Linked DNA regions of Mus musculus: region 2 is linked to region 1. The links are chromatin contacts, found by Hi-C in ENCODE. All regions are on one chromosome and are shown on one strand. The core of a region is the stretch at or near the end of the contact, and the rest is flanking DNA. Distances in the headings are between cores, read along the strand shown.

Region 1 (6,318 bases), core at 1,292-3,791:
ATTTGGAGCAGTCTTCTTCCTCTTCTTCTTCTTCTTCTTCTTCTTCTTCTTCTTCTTCTTCTTCTCCTTCTCCTTCTCCTTCTCCTTCTTCTCCTTCTTCTCCTTCTTCTCCTTCTTCTCCTTCTTCTCCTTCTTCTCCTTCTTCTCCTTCTTCTCCTTCTTCTCCTTCTTCTCCTTCTCCTTCTCCTTCTCCTTCTTCTCCTTCTTCTCCTTCTTCTTCTTCTCCTTCTTCTTCTTCCCCTTCTTCTTCTCCTTCTTTCCCTTCCCCTTCCTTCCCCTTCCCTTTCTTCTTCTTCTTTGTTTTTTTTTTTTTTTTTGAGACAGGTTTTTTGTTTTTTGTTTTTTTTTTGTTTTTTTCTCTGCATAGCCCTAGCTGTCCTGGAACTCACTCTGTTGACCAGGCTGGCCTCGAACTCAGAAATTCGCCTGCCTCTGCCTCCTGAGTGCTGGGATTAAAGGCGTGCGCCACCACTTCCCAGCCATTCCTTCCATTTTCAAGCTATCTTCAATATATACAAACATCTCACTTCTGCTAGGGTAGAATCCAGTCCCCCAGACACTAGGCTGATTTATATTCTCAGGGCTAGCCTTATCTTTATTGAGCTGGTTTTCTTTCTTTCTTTCTTTCTTTTTTTTGTTTTTTTGCTTTTTTTTTTTTTTTTTTTTTTTTCAAGACAGGGTTTCTCTGTGTAGCCTTGGCTGTCCTGGAACTCACTTTGTAGACCAGGCTGGCCTTGAACTCAGAAATCTGCCTGCCTCTGCCTCCCAAGTGCTGGAATTAAAGGCATGTGCCACCACCGCCCGACAAGCTGTTTTTCATATTTGATGCCTTGAACTCTCTCCTTTCCCTTGACCAGGTGAAGAAAGCCTCTTCTAAGCCTCTTTGTCCAGTTCAGCTGGACGTAGTTGGTTCCAAGTCTGTTTTAAGACATTACTCTAGGACTTTCACAGCTTTGGGCTTTTTAAGTGTGATTAAAAAAATTATATCTTATTATTTTTATGTTTATGGATGTTTTGCCTGCATGTGTGACTGCACGTCAAGTGCATGTCTAGGGCTTTCAGAGGCCGGAAAGAGTGTCAAATCTCCCTGGAACTGGACTTGCAGACAGTTATTAGCTGCCACGAGGGTCCTGGGAAGTGAACCTGAGTGTCTTGGAAAAGCAAGCAGCCAGTGTTCTTAATCTTTGAGCTCTGAGTATGATTTTTGGAATCCTTGGTGATGTTTGCAAAGCAGTCCTTGTTAGGAAGACTTTTCTATGGCTTTTTATTATCCCTCCCAGTGCTGCTAATCTAATCGGCCTTCCTGGCCTTGGCTGCTCTGCTGAGGGGCATCCTGTCCCTGGGTGGTGCACTGAGAACAGGACCACGGCAGGCTTCCTAGTCTCAGAAAAGAGGAAATAGACCCAGAGGCCTAAACTAGCAGATGGTTGTCTAGAGGCTCCAGGCTTGGTTTGGGGGATCAGGCAAGCCACCTGTAAGATCTTACTGGGTGACTTTGGACGATTCCATATCTGACTGTAAGAGGCACAGGAGTAATAACAATTGAGCTATAGGGGTAGTTCATTGGTAGAACATAGGAGCTGGCATGCAGAAAGCCCGGGGTTCAACCCCAGCACTTCAAAAAGCAAACCAGCTAACTAACAAGCAAGCACACGGAAGGCTAAGGATTTAATAAGATAAACACTCATTTCTAAGCCTCTGCCGGCAGTGGTGGCGCACGCGTTTAATTAATCCCAGCACTCGGGAGGCAGAGGCAGGCGGATTTCTGAGTTCAAGGCCAGCCTGATCTACAAAGTGAGTTCCAGGACAGCCAGGGCTATACCGACAAACCCTGTCTCGAAAAACAAAAGAAACAAACAAAAAAACCCAAACAAACATAAGCCTTTGGGTGCTTGGCTTGACACACTATAGGCACGCACTAACTTGTAGTTAACATTTCGTGTGTGTTGAGGACTGAACCTGGGGCCATCTATCATTGAGATCAACTTCTCCTGTGGTTAGTCTCGAATTTTAATTTAACAAGCATTTTATTTTATTGTTTATGTAAATTTATTATTAGGCCTCCCATCCATTCAATCCCACGTTCGATCTGTGTATGATCTATTTCATTCCATTCATTGGAAATGATGCCAACTCAAATGGCGCAAAGTACAGTTCTGGAGTAGTCGGCTGCTTCCAGCCCGGCCGGTTCTCCGGACCAGCATGGCCCACTAGGCCTGCGGCGGTCCTGCCTCTGCGCCCGGCCGCTCAGCGCCATCTTTGAACCTGGAGCCCACGCCTCACTTCCGCTCTTTTCCTTATACCACGAAGAGCTGTTCCGGACCCCCAAATGGCCTCTGGGCATAGGGCAATCCCAAATCGCTGCGGTTTTGTTGTATTGGCTGATAAACATTTTCATTATTTTTCTTCTGGGCCTTAAAGACGATGCTGTAACCAGTTCAAAAACGGCGCCCACAGCTTCACTTCCTCTCGTCGGACTTCCGTTTGTGGGGGGCGAACCCGCTAAGGTCACGTTCCAGGGCGCAGGCGCGAGAGGGCGGGACCGTCGCCATGGCAATGTGCGCGTCGCCCAGGCCTTTTCGGCGCGTTGGAAGCGCTGGAGCTGCTGCCCTGGCTGCTGGCGGGGCTGGCGGCGCCGAACGGCGAGGGCGGCCTGCGCCTCTTCAGGATGAGACCCTGGGCGTGGCGTCCGTGCCCTCGCAGTGGAGGAGCGTCCAGGGGATCCGCGGGGAGACGGTGAGGGCGCGGGCCCGCTATGGCAGCGCGGGCGGGAAGGCCTGGCGCAGCGTTGTGTTTTCACGGCTTTTTTGTTTTTGTTTTTTCGAGACAGGGTTTCTCTGAGTATCCATCCCTAGCTGTCCTGGAACTCAGAGATCCGCCTGCCTCTGCCTCCCAAGTGCTGGGACGAAAGGCGTGCGCCACCACTGGTCCGCGTGTTTTCATGTTTTAATGAAAAAACTCACAGATGCTTTCGCGTTAGCCTTTTTTTCGGTCTCTGAGGAGAAAGAAACCAACCAACGAAAACAAACAACAACAAAAGCAAACCAGGACAACAGAACTCTTAGGGGTCCCATGCTGTCGTTAAATGACATGTAGTTAATTTACATGGTGGATCGTGCACGTGTCACAGCGCCTGTGGAGGTCAGAGGAGAACTTTACACAAGGTTGTTATTTCTTTGCACCACGAGGGGCCTGGGAATCCAACTCAGGGTGTCATGCTTGGCTAAGTGCCCTTACCAGCTGAGCCATTTTTGGAAGTTTTTTTTTTTTTTTTTTTTTTTGTGAATAGCAGTTTTTAGGCATTTCAACTTGACATTATTGGTGTTTGAAATGGTCAGATACCTTGAGGGCTAGCTTGAACGGTTTTCTATGTTCCTTTGTTGTTGTTCTTTTGTTTGTTTGTTTGCTTTTGTTTTTGTGAGACATGAGTTTCACTGTGTGCCCTGGATGTCTTGAAACTTGCTCTGGAAACTAGGCTGGCCTTGAACTCAGAGATTGCTGGAATTAAAGGCCTCTCTCACCACTGCCCTGCTATGGTTTTCTAGTGTAACCCAAAAACATACAAATAATGAGATAACGGAGGCCTGATGCTGACCAACTGGTGTGTTAGGGATTCATCAGCAGGGAACCTGGAGATAGCTGCTTTCCCGGTGGTTGCAAGGATTACAGTAAGCCATGTATGTAGACAATGTACTGTAATGCCACATCGGTGTGTCATGTTACCGACAGAGCAGGGCTGAGGAACTGTTGGAAAAATGGATGTTGAGTGGCATTTGAGAAGACCAGATCAAGCGTGAGCACTGGCCGACTCTGGAGCTGGGGTCAGCACATTTGTTTGAGGTGTTGGAAGGGGCTGGAGAATCCTTGAGGAAAAGGGAGAGTGGTCCCAGGTTAGGCCAAAATGGGTAAGTAGAGACAGGTCAAGTAAAGTCTTGAAGAACTCACAAACGAAGACTGCTGTTGACCAGTCTGCCTCCAACCCAAGCCCCAGTGGTGCCTGCAGTCTTGTCTTGAGCCTTGTGGGCCTATGGTCTTATGCCCTGATCTGCTCTGTGTTCCAGGCCCTTCTCCGTGCCCTGGGACGTGGAAGCCCTTGCCGTGGAAAGCAAGAAGCGTGACCATGTTAGAGTACACTGTGTCCTTGCAGCAAGCCCGTGATTTGTGTCCTGGCCTAGCAGGGTGCTCTAAACAGCTCTTGCTTGCTGAGGAGATAGAGTTTGGAAGACTCCTGACTGAAATCATTAGTTCAGTCAAACTTCTTTTTTTTTTTTTTTAAAGATTTATTTATTTTTCCCAGCACTCAGGAGGCAGAGGCAGGCAGATTTCTGAGTTCGAGGCCAGTCTGGTCTACAAAGTGAGTCCCAGGACAGCTAGAGCTATACAGAGAAACCCTGTCTCGAAAAAACCAAAAACAAAACAAAACAAAACAAAAAGATTTATTTTATGCATGTGAGTACACTGTAGCTGTCTTCAGACACACCAAAAGAGGGCATCAGACCCCATTACAAATGTTTGTGAGCCACCACTGAGCCATCTCTCCAGCCCCATGATCTAACATTTTTTTCCCCTTAAAGAGTGAATCAGAATGCCATTGGTTTTTTTGTAGACAGACTTCCAGGACCCTGTAAGGCTGTAGGGAATGACCCAGATCCCTGGAGTGTAAAGGCCTCCGCACTGGGGGCAGATCCTGGATCCTGAAGGAGATTCTTAGGTTTTTCATTCTTTTATTTACTGATGTGTTGCTTGAGAGTGTGTGGGTGGCCATGAACGTGCCATGTGCTGGTGGGAGTCGGGGGACAGTTTTTGGGAGTCAGTAGTTTCTGTGTACCATTTGAGTCCTGTGGGTGACACTCAGGAAGTCTGGGCTTGGCCGCAAGTACCTTGCCTGCTTCATTAGCTGTGAGAATGAAGGCGACAGGAGAACATAGGCGACTTTTCCTCTTGGTATCAGTGGTTTATGTCTAAAATTTAGGAAAAAATTGGGTTGGTAGAAAAGTGGAAGGCCACATGGCTGATACACTTGTAGTTCTAGCACTTGGAGAGTGGAGGCAGGGGAATCAGAGATTGGAGATCAGCCTGGGCTATATGAGACCTTGTCTCAAAAACAGGCTAGAGAGATGGCTCAGCAGTTAAGAACACCCGGGTTTGATTCCCAGCACTCACATGGTGACTCACAACCATCTAACTCCATTTCCAGGGCCTCTGACACCTTCCTCTGATATCTGCAGGCACCAGGCACACATGTGGTGCGTAAACATACACTGTGAGCAAAGCACCCATATATGTAAAAATAAGTAGCAAGAAGAAAAGCTTTTTGTTTTGTTTTGTTTTTTGTTTTTGAAACAGGGTTTCTCTGTGTAGCCCTGGCTGTCCTGGAACTCACTCTGGTGACCAAGTGCTGGGATTAAAGGCATTCGTCACCACCCGCCGGACTGTTTGCTCTTCCAGAAGATATGGCTTTGGTGTCTAGCAGTGAGGTTGAGCACTTATGGCTGCATGTAATGGCAGCTCTAGGGGACACAATGTCCTCTTCTGCAGACTCCAGCACACACTTGGGGAGGCACCCAGATGCACACATACACACATAAGTACAAATACGATCCTTAAAGACAGCCGCACATGTACAGTGCACACACAGCTTAGAGGCTGGTGGGCACTGCTCCATGGCACAGTGGTCGCCCAGAGTGGACCAGCCCTGGTTCACTACTGCACTGCAGCAGAATAACAGCAAGCAAAAGGAAGTGGGAATGCTAGGAGGCTCTGGGATCCAGCACTGCCTCAGCCTGTGCAAGTACCCCATCCCCGGCTGTCCCTTCAACCTAGAAAGTCTAACCTGGAGCTGGAGAGTGCTTAAGAGCGTTTGCTGCTCTTCAGGAAGACCCAGGTTCTATTCCCAGTACCCACCACATTAGTGGTTCACAACCATCTGTAAATCTAGCTTCAGGGAACGCAGTACCCTCTCCCGAACTCTTTGGGGATCTCTCTGTCTCTGTCTCTCTGTCTCTGTCTCTCTCTCTCTCTCTCTCTCTCTCTCTCAACACACACACACACATGCATAACTTACAAAATGTAAGACATTTATTTTGGAGGCCCTGGAGAGCCAGCTCAGCAGTACAGAGCATTGGGTGCCTTCTCAGAGGACCCGGGTTGAGCTTTCATTGTCTACAAGGTGGCTCACCATCGTCCGTAACTCCAGCTTTAGGGATCCAGTGACCTCTTCTAGAGTGCTGGATTAAAGATCATTTACAGAACTTCATTTCCTTTTAGTAAACTGCTAAGATGCTTCCAGTCAGCCAGGTGGTGGTGGTGCACACCTAT
Region 2 (5,954 bases), core at 1,748-4,247, 750 kb before region 1:
TCCTGTGATGAATACTCAATTAACTATCCCTACCTGACTGAGATCAGTGTTTGTGTGGTTTGTGGGGTGACTCCTGGACCCCAACAGATCCAGTGTCCACTTCTGGCTTCCTGCACTGAGCATGCACATGCTTACACACAGATACCCACAGAGTCATCTTAAATAATGATACAACGGTGATGTAGCTCAGTTGGCAGCGTGATCGCCTGGCATGTATGATGTCCTGTGTTTGATACCCCAGTCCCACATAAAGCCAGCGGTAGCTGGACGTTGTTACAGTCTCGGTATTTAGGAGGCAGAGAGGCCTTCAGTTGGTAGAAGGATCAGAAGTTCAAGGTTATCATTGACTAGATTTGAGAACTGCAGGCCCTGTTTTAGGAAAAAAGATAAATAAAATAACAAAACCAGCCAGGCAGTGGTGTAATGGCACAGTGGCACACACCTTTAATCCCAGCACTTGGGAGGCAGAGGCAGGCGGATTTCTGAGTTCAAGGCCAGCCTGGTCTACAGAGTGAGTTCCAGGACAGCCAAGGCTACACAGAGAAACCCTGTCTTGAAAAAGCAAAAAAAAAAAAAAACAATTATGTCATACCTGGGTATACTTGCCTGAGCTGAGCCCTCATCACCCAACCTGAAGACTCTCATGGGCACTTCTCCCAGCTCTCCCAACCAAGACTCACACTTGAGCCCATTTGCCCCATGGCACTCCCAGAAAGAAGGACCCTGTCAGCATCATATAGCCGAGAGAAACAGAAAATGAACATGCCTTGGTTCCTGGATTTCCAGGCCCCCTGTGCTCTTCTTGTCCTAGGAGGGTGGGGGTAATACACCTCTCCTTTCCTTCCATCTTTGTTTTCCACTCAGTCAAGCACAGCCTACTCTGGGTCTAAAAGAGCGCTCTGGTCCTCTTTGGATCAGGCATGGCTGCTCTGACCCAGAGTGCCTCTATGGGTGTGGCCCCAGGCCCCCAGAGTACACCAGCCCCACCCTTGTCCCCAGGACACAGTGCCCATTGCTCCCCAGTGGCTGTGGGTAAGATCGGATCACAATGACTCTAAGAACACTTTCAGGCACCTGGGCAGAGCTGTCAGAGGGAGCAGGTGGAAAGATGGGCTCTCCCAGCAAATAGCCCACCTGTCAGGGGGCTCTAAACTTACAGGACCTTCTGTGGCCTCACCCAGCAGGTGAGTGTGATATCCTAGGATCCTTTTAGAGGTGATGACAGCTTTGGGAAGAAGCAAGCCGGAGATGCCAGTGTCAGAGCTCAAGGGACTGGGCCTTTACTCCCTAACTGGGATGATGCTCAGAATCTGTGTCTTGGCTGGATGTGGCTGGATGGTGGAACACTTATCCAGGCTCTCTGTCTCATCCCCAGCCTTGGGGAAGGGGCACCAAACATGGTCTTGGCTCCTCCCCAGATCCACTGTCAGCATCTGGGGTAGGAGGTGGGAGAAAGTCATGTGTATCTGCAGCCTGGTCCTGATCTGAGAGTGACTTCCCCATCAGAGTTTACAAACTGGAAGTCTACAATTTCAGTAGGAGGTCTAGCCCTCCCACGCCTTCTCCTGCTATGCCCGTAAGTCATGTGTGAGCTGCCAGGGGTGACCCAGGACTTGGAAAACAGAGGCAGGGGAATGATGGATTGTGCCTTGTAGGGAGACTTCCCCAAAAGGAATTAATTGAACAAAGAGTCAGATGCAGGCTTTGTCCTAGTCTTTAGGGGAAAGCTCTCTGGTTGCCCAGATCTCAAGACTATTAAGGATTGGAGCAGAAACAAAACGCTAAGTCAGTGGTTCTCAGCCTCCCTATGCACGCTCCCTCATGCTGTGTTGACCCCAAATATATAACTATTTCCATTGCAACCTCTAACTGTAACTGTAATGTTGCTACTGTTGTGAATTGTAATGTAAATATCTGTGTTTTCTGATGGTCTTAGGTGACCCCTGTGAAAAGGCCGTTGTGACCCTCACAAGGGTCACAACCCACAGGTTGAGAAACACTGTTCTAAATCATATTTTTTAGACAGGATTTCATTTAGCCCACGCTGACCTTGAAGTTGGTATATAGCCAAGCACAACCTTGAATTGTTTATTTTGAGACAGGTTCTCTCTCTCTCTCTCTCTCTCTCTCTCTCTCTCTTGTTTTGGTTTTTGTTTTGTTTTGTTTTTGAGGCAGGGTTTCTCTGTGTAACCCTGGCTGTCCTGGAACTCACTCTGTAGACCAGGCTGGCCTTGAACTCAGAAATCCGCCTACCTCTGCCTCCCAAGTGCTGGGGTTAAAGGTGTGTGCCACCATTGCCCTGTGTTTGAGACAGGTTCTTACTATGTAGCTCTGGCTGGCCTGGAATTCATATGTAGACCAGGGTAGCCACAAACTGAGAGAGATGCCTGCCTCTGCCTCCCAAGTGCTAGAGCTAAAGCTGTGCACTACCACACTTAATAGCCTTGAGGTTTTTTGTTTTGTTTTGTTTTTCAAGACAAGGTTTCTCTGTTTAGTCCTGAAACTCACTTTGTAGACCAGGCTGGCCTCGAACTCTGAGATCCACCAGCTTCAGCCTCCTGAGTGCTGGGATTAAAAGCATGTGCCACCACTTCCTGACAATAGCCTTAATTTAAAAAAAAAAAATATGAGTATGAGTGTTTTGCCTCCATGGCAGTGCATTTTGTGCGTGCCTGGTGACCTTGAGGCTAGAAGAGTGGCGGATAACTTTGGCACTGGAGGCTGTGAGTTGTTCTGTATATACGGTATGGGAATCTAAGTCCGGTCCTCTCGCTGATCTGTTTCTCTAGCCTATGCAACTGCCTCCCAAGTGCTGAAATCACAGGCATGGGCCGCCACGCTCAGTTTCTTGCACATTCTAGACAAACCCTCTCCCAAGTGTGCTAAGTGATAGGAAAGGCGGTCTTAGGCCAGCAGGTGCAGAGAGCTCTGCACTGTGCCAGGCGCTCCGCGTGCTCTAGCTCATGTCAACGTCACAGCCGCCCCAAAGGGCTGGCGTTCCCGCCCTCACCGCCTTTGCGCCGGGACACAGCAGGCTAGGGTCCTGCCGGAGTCGGCTTCTGCTGCCCCTTCCCGGCGCTATGGACTGCGGGCTGGAATACGACCTTCCTGCGGCCCCGCTCGCCCCTGCGCGTCCCCCGGGCGCGAAGGTGTCCTGAGCCGAGCTCTGACTCAGGATGTTCCGGCGCCAGTCCATGGAGGGGACCCCGGCCTACAAGCCCAAGGGATATCCCGACGGGACCACCCAGCGCCGCCCTGTTAAGCGGCTGCCGATGCTGCTGCCAATGCTCGAAGGCCGTGTGGGGCGAGATGTAGACGGCGCGTGGCGGCGGGACCGCAAGTCCCAGCGCCTGCCTTGCGGGTCCCCCGAGTCCCCGAACGCTCGGCGAGACCGTGGGACCGCGCGCGCACTGCTACTGCCGTCGCTGCAGCCGAGCAGCTCGGCCCGGGAGGCGGGAACTCGGGGGAACCGGCAGCCTGCAGCCCGCGACAACCCTGACTCCCTGGGCACGCTGCTGGGGAAGCTGCTGCCCAACAAGTTCCGCCACTTCCTGCACCACCTGAGCGCCGAGAGCGCAGACCCAGAGGCGGACCGTGAGGCCGGGGGGATGGGGTGGGGAGTGGGTGTGTGTGCGCGGAGTCTGGGGTTCCCAAGCGAGGACTGTCTCCATCTCAACGGGCTCTCCTCCTCCCCCTTCTCCTTTCCTTCCTCCTCCTGTTGTCCCCACCCAGCACCCTCAGCGCCACATAACCCTAGGAGTACATCAAATCACTGCCTAGCTTCTCGGTCTTCCAGCTGCTTATTCCTCCCAGACCTGTGGTAAGCGGAGGGGACCCTCTTGATGAAGGAGGGGTTGCCTTGAGTGCTACCAAGGTGGGCCTCTGCTCACATCAGCTGTGACTTCTTTCTCTTTGAGGGACAAACCATTGCACTGGGACAACAATTTTAAAGAGAAGACTACCCTGGGGCTCCCAAGAGGTGAACTTGCCAGAGCCAAAAAGGCCCATCCGTGAGTAGTAGCTGTTGTGAGTACACACGTGCTATAATTTTGTAGCGTTGACTCTCTCCTCCCACCATCACGTGGGCTTGGGGGATGGAAAGGAGGTCATAGGCTTGCCTAACAATCACTTCTATCATTTCCCCAAGCCATGAGTTCTGGGAATGGGAACAGGAAGGCATTCGTTCGCTCCCTTGTTTCCAGACATTTAGTAATGGATTTACCGTGTATCTATCGATCCACTCACCTATCCATCCTTTCACGCACCTAACCCCTTACTCACAAACCAGGTCTTCTATAAGCTATTGTGAATCTCCATCCACCTAGCCATCGAAGCATCTAACTGGCCATGAACTCATAACTGCCCCCAAACTGCTGGACTGCCAGACAGCCAGTCTTTTGTTTATTCAGAAATCCCCTCTGGCTATAGCTGCCTGACAGCTATCCTTTCATTCATATAAACCCAGGATGCCAATCATCTCTCCGCTAGTAATAAAGCCACCCACACGCTTACATGGTTGTCTGCATAGCCATCCAGCTACCCAGCTGAGATCCAGACCTGAATCCACCTGCTGCTGAACTCTTCTCTCATTTAGAAGCATTACCCATGTATGAAGTTTTACTGTGTATCAGATGCTAGAGGAACAGACAATGAGAGACGGAACCAAGAAAGATCCCTGACATTAACCCACATTAATACCTGGAATTGGATGCTAAAGAGCTCTTAATGGAGAGGGGGAAGGAAACAACAGGTTTAAACAGGCTGGAGCACAAGTGCAGGGTGAAGGCCATTGTCTGGGGGGGTTAAAGACTAGAGAGTTGGGTGTGGTGGTGCACACTTTTAATCCCAGCACTCTGGAGGCTTAAGTAAGCAACTCTGTGAGTTCAAGGCCAGCCTGGTCTACATAGTGATTCCAGAACAGCCAGGGCTACAAAGTGAGACCCTGTCTCAATTAATCAATTTAAGGAAGGACCAGATGGACCAGGGAACATGCATACAGAGCAAGTGTACCATTACTGTTCCGTCTAGTAATGTCTGCTGGCAGACATTACTAATGGATCACTGCACATTTCTCTGTGAGCCTCAGAACCCTTCCTGACCCAGTTCTCTAGGATCAAAATAGAGACTTAGGAGGATGGAGAGATGCGTCAGCAGTTAAGAACACTGGCTGCTCTTTCAGAGAACCCGGGTACAGTTCCTAGCATCCACATAGCAGCTCACAGCTGTCTATAACTCCAGCTGTAGGAGATTTGACACCCTCAAACAGACCTACATGCAGACAAAACACTAAAAAAAAAATCACTAAAAAAGTGGAGCCTAGAGTTGGACACTTATGTATACATAACATTCCTTCAGTATGATAGATTGCTTCAGTGAATGATCCTCCCCAGGCAGCGAAGCATGGTGCCACTCTGTTGGGCAGGACCTAGGAGATGTCTAAGCCTCGCCCTGTTGCCAGAACAGAGCTGAGGTTCCACATGCACACAACTGTGACCCTAACTAAGCCCCAACATCTATAGTCCCGGCTGCATGGCTCTTTGGTGGACAGTGAGAAACACACCCTATGCTTCCACAAAGGTGCCCCAGGATCAGTGGGTATGGGTGTGTAAATACGTGTGGCCAAGGTGAAGAAAGTCCAATGGGGCATTTCTGAGTGATCAAGTAACCAGGCTGGCAGCCCAGCCCCTGAGGGAGAAGTGAACAGGTCTAACATTTTTATTACATACAAATATAACACACCCTTTATAGAGCACAACCCCACTGACAGGCCCTGTTCTAGGTGCCTCCCCACACGGGGTACTCCACTCTCCCAGTTCCTGTGACGGCGGAATGATCCCGCCTGTAACAGAGCACATGACCGGAAGGAGAAAAGTGACAAGTGGAACCCTGAGGACAGTGTGCCCCAGCTCACACGGCCTCAGCGGCACAATCGAGGCTGACAGCTATCGTGACAG

Evidence for each region. A loop is a pair of places that touch in the nucleus more often than their neighbours do.
Region 2: a loop to region 1 is called in a map of v-Abl transformed pro-B cells, with 4 times the contacts of the local background. The contact joins the promoter of 1700001O22Rik here to the promoter of Wdr34 in region 1. A Hi-C loop is called at or near these places in 2 of 37 maps with a recorded cell type or tissue (T-helper 17 cell and v-Abl transformed pro-B cells).

The regions. Positions count from the first base shown.
Region 1 is chr2:30,045,102-30,051,419 of GRCm38, reverse strand. Wdr34 (WD repeat domain 34) reads left to right here and starts at 2,541. Exons shown (of 9, transcript NM_001008498.2): 1 at 2,541-2,736. The coding sequence starts at 2,551.
Region 2 is chr2:30,798,780-30,804,733 of GRCm38, reverse strand. It overlaps 1700001O22Rik (RIKEN cDNA 1700001O22 gene), which reads left to right and starts at 2,997. Exons shown (of 7, transcript NM_198000.3): 1 at 2,997-3,594; 2 at 3,733-3,820; 3 at 3,918-4,010. The coding sequence starts at 3,177.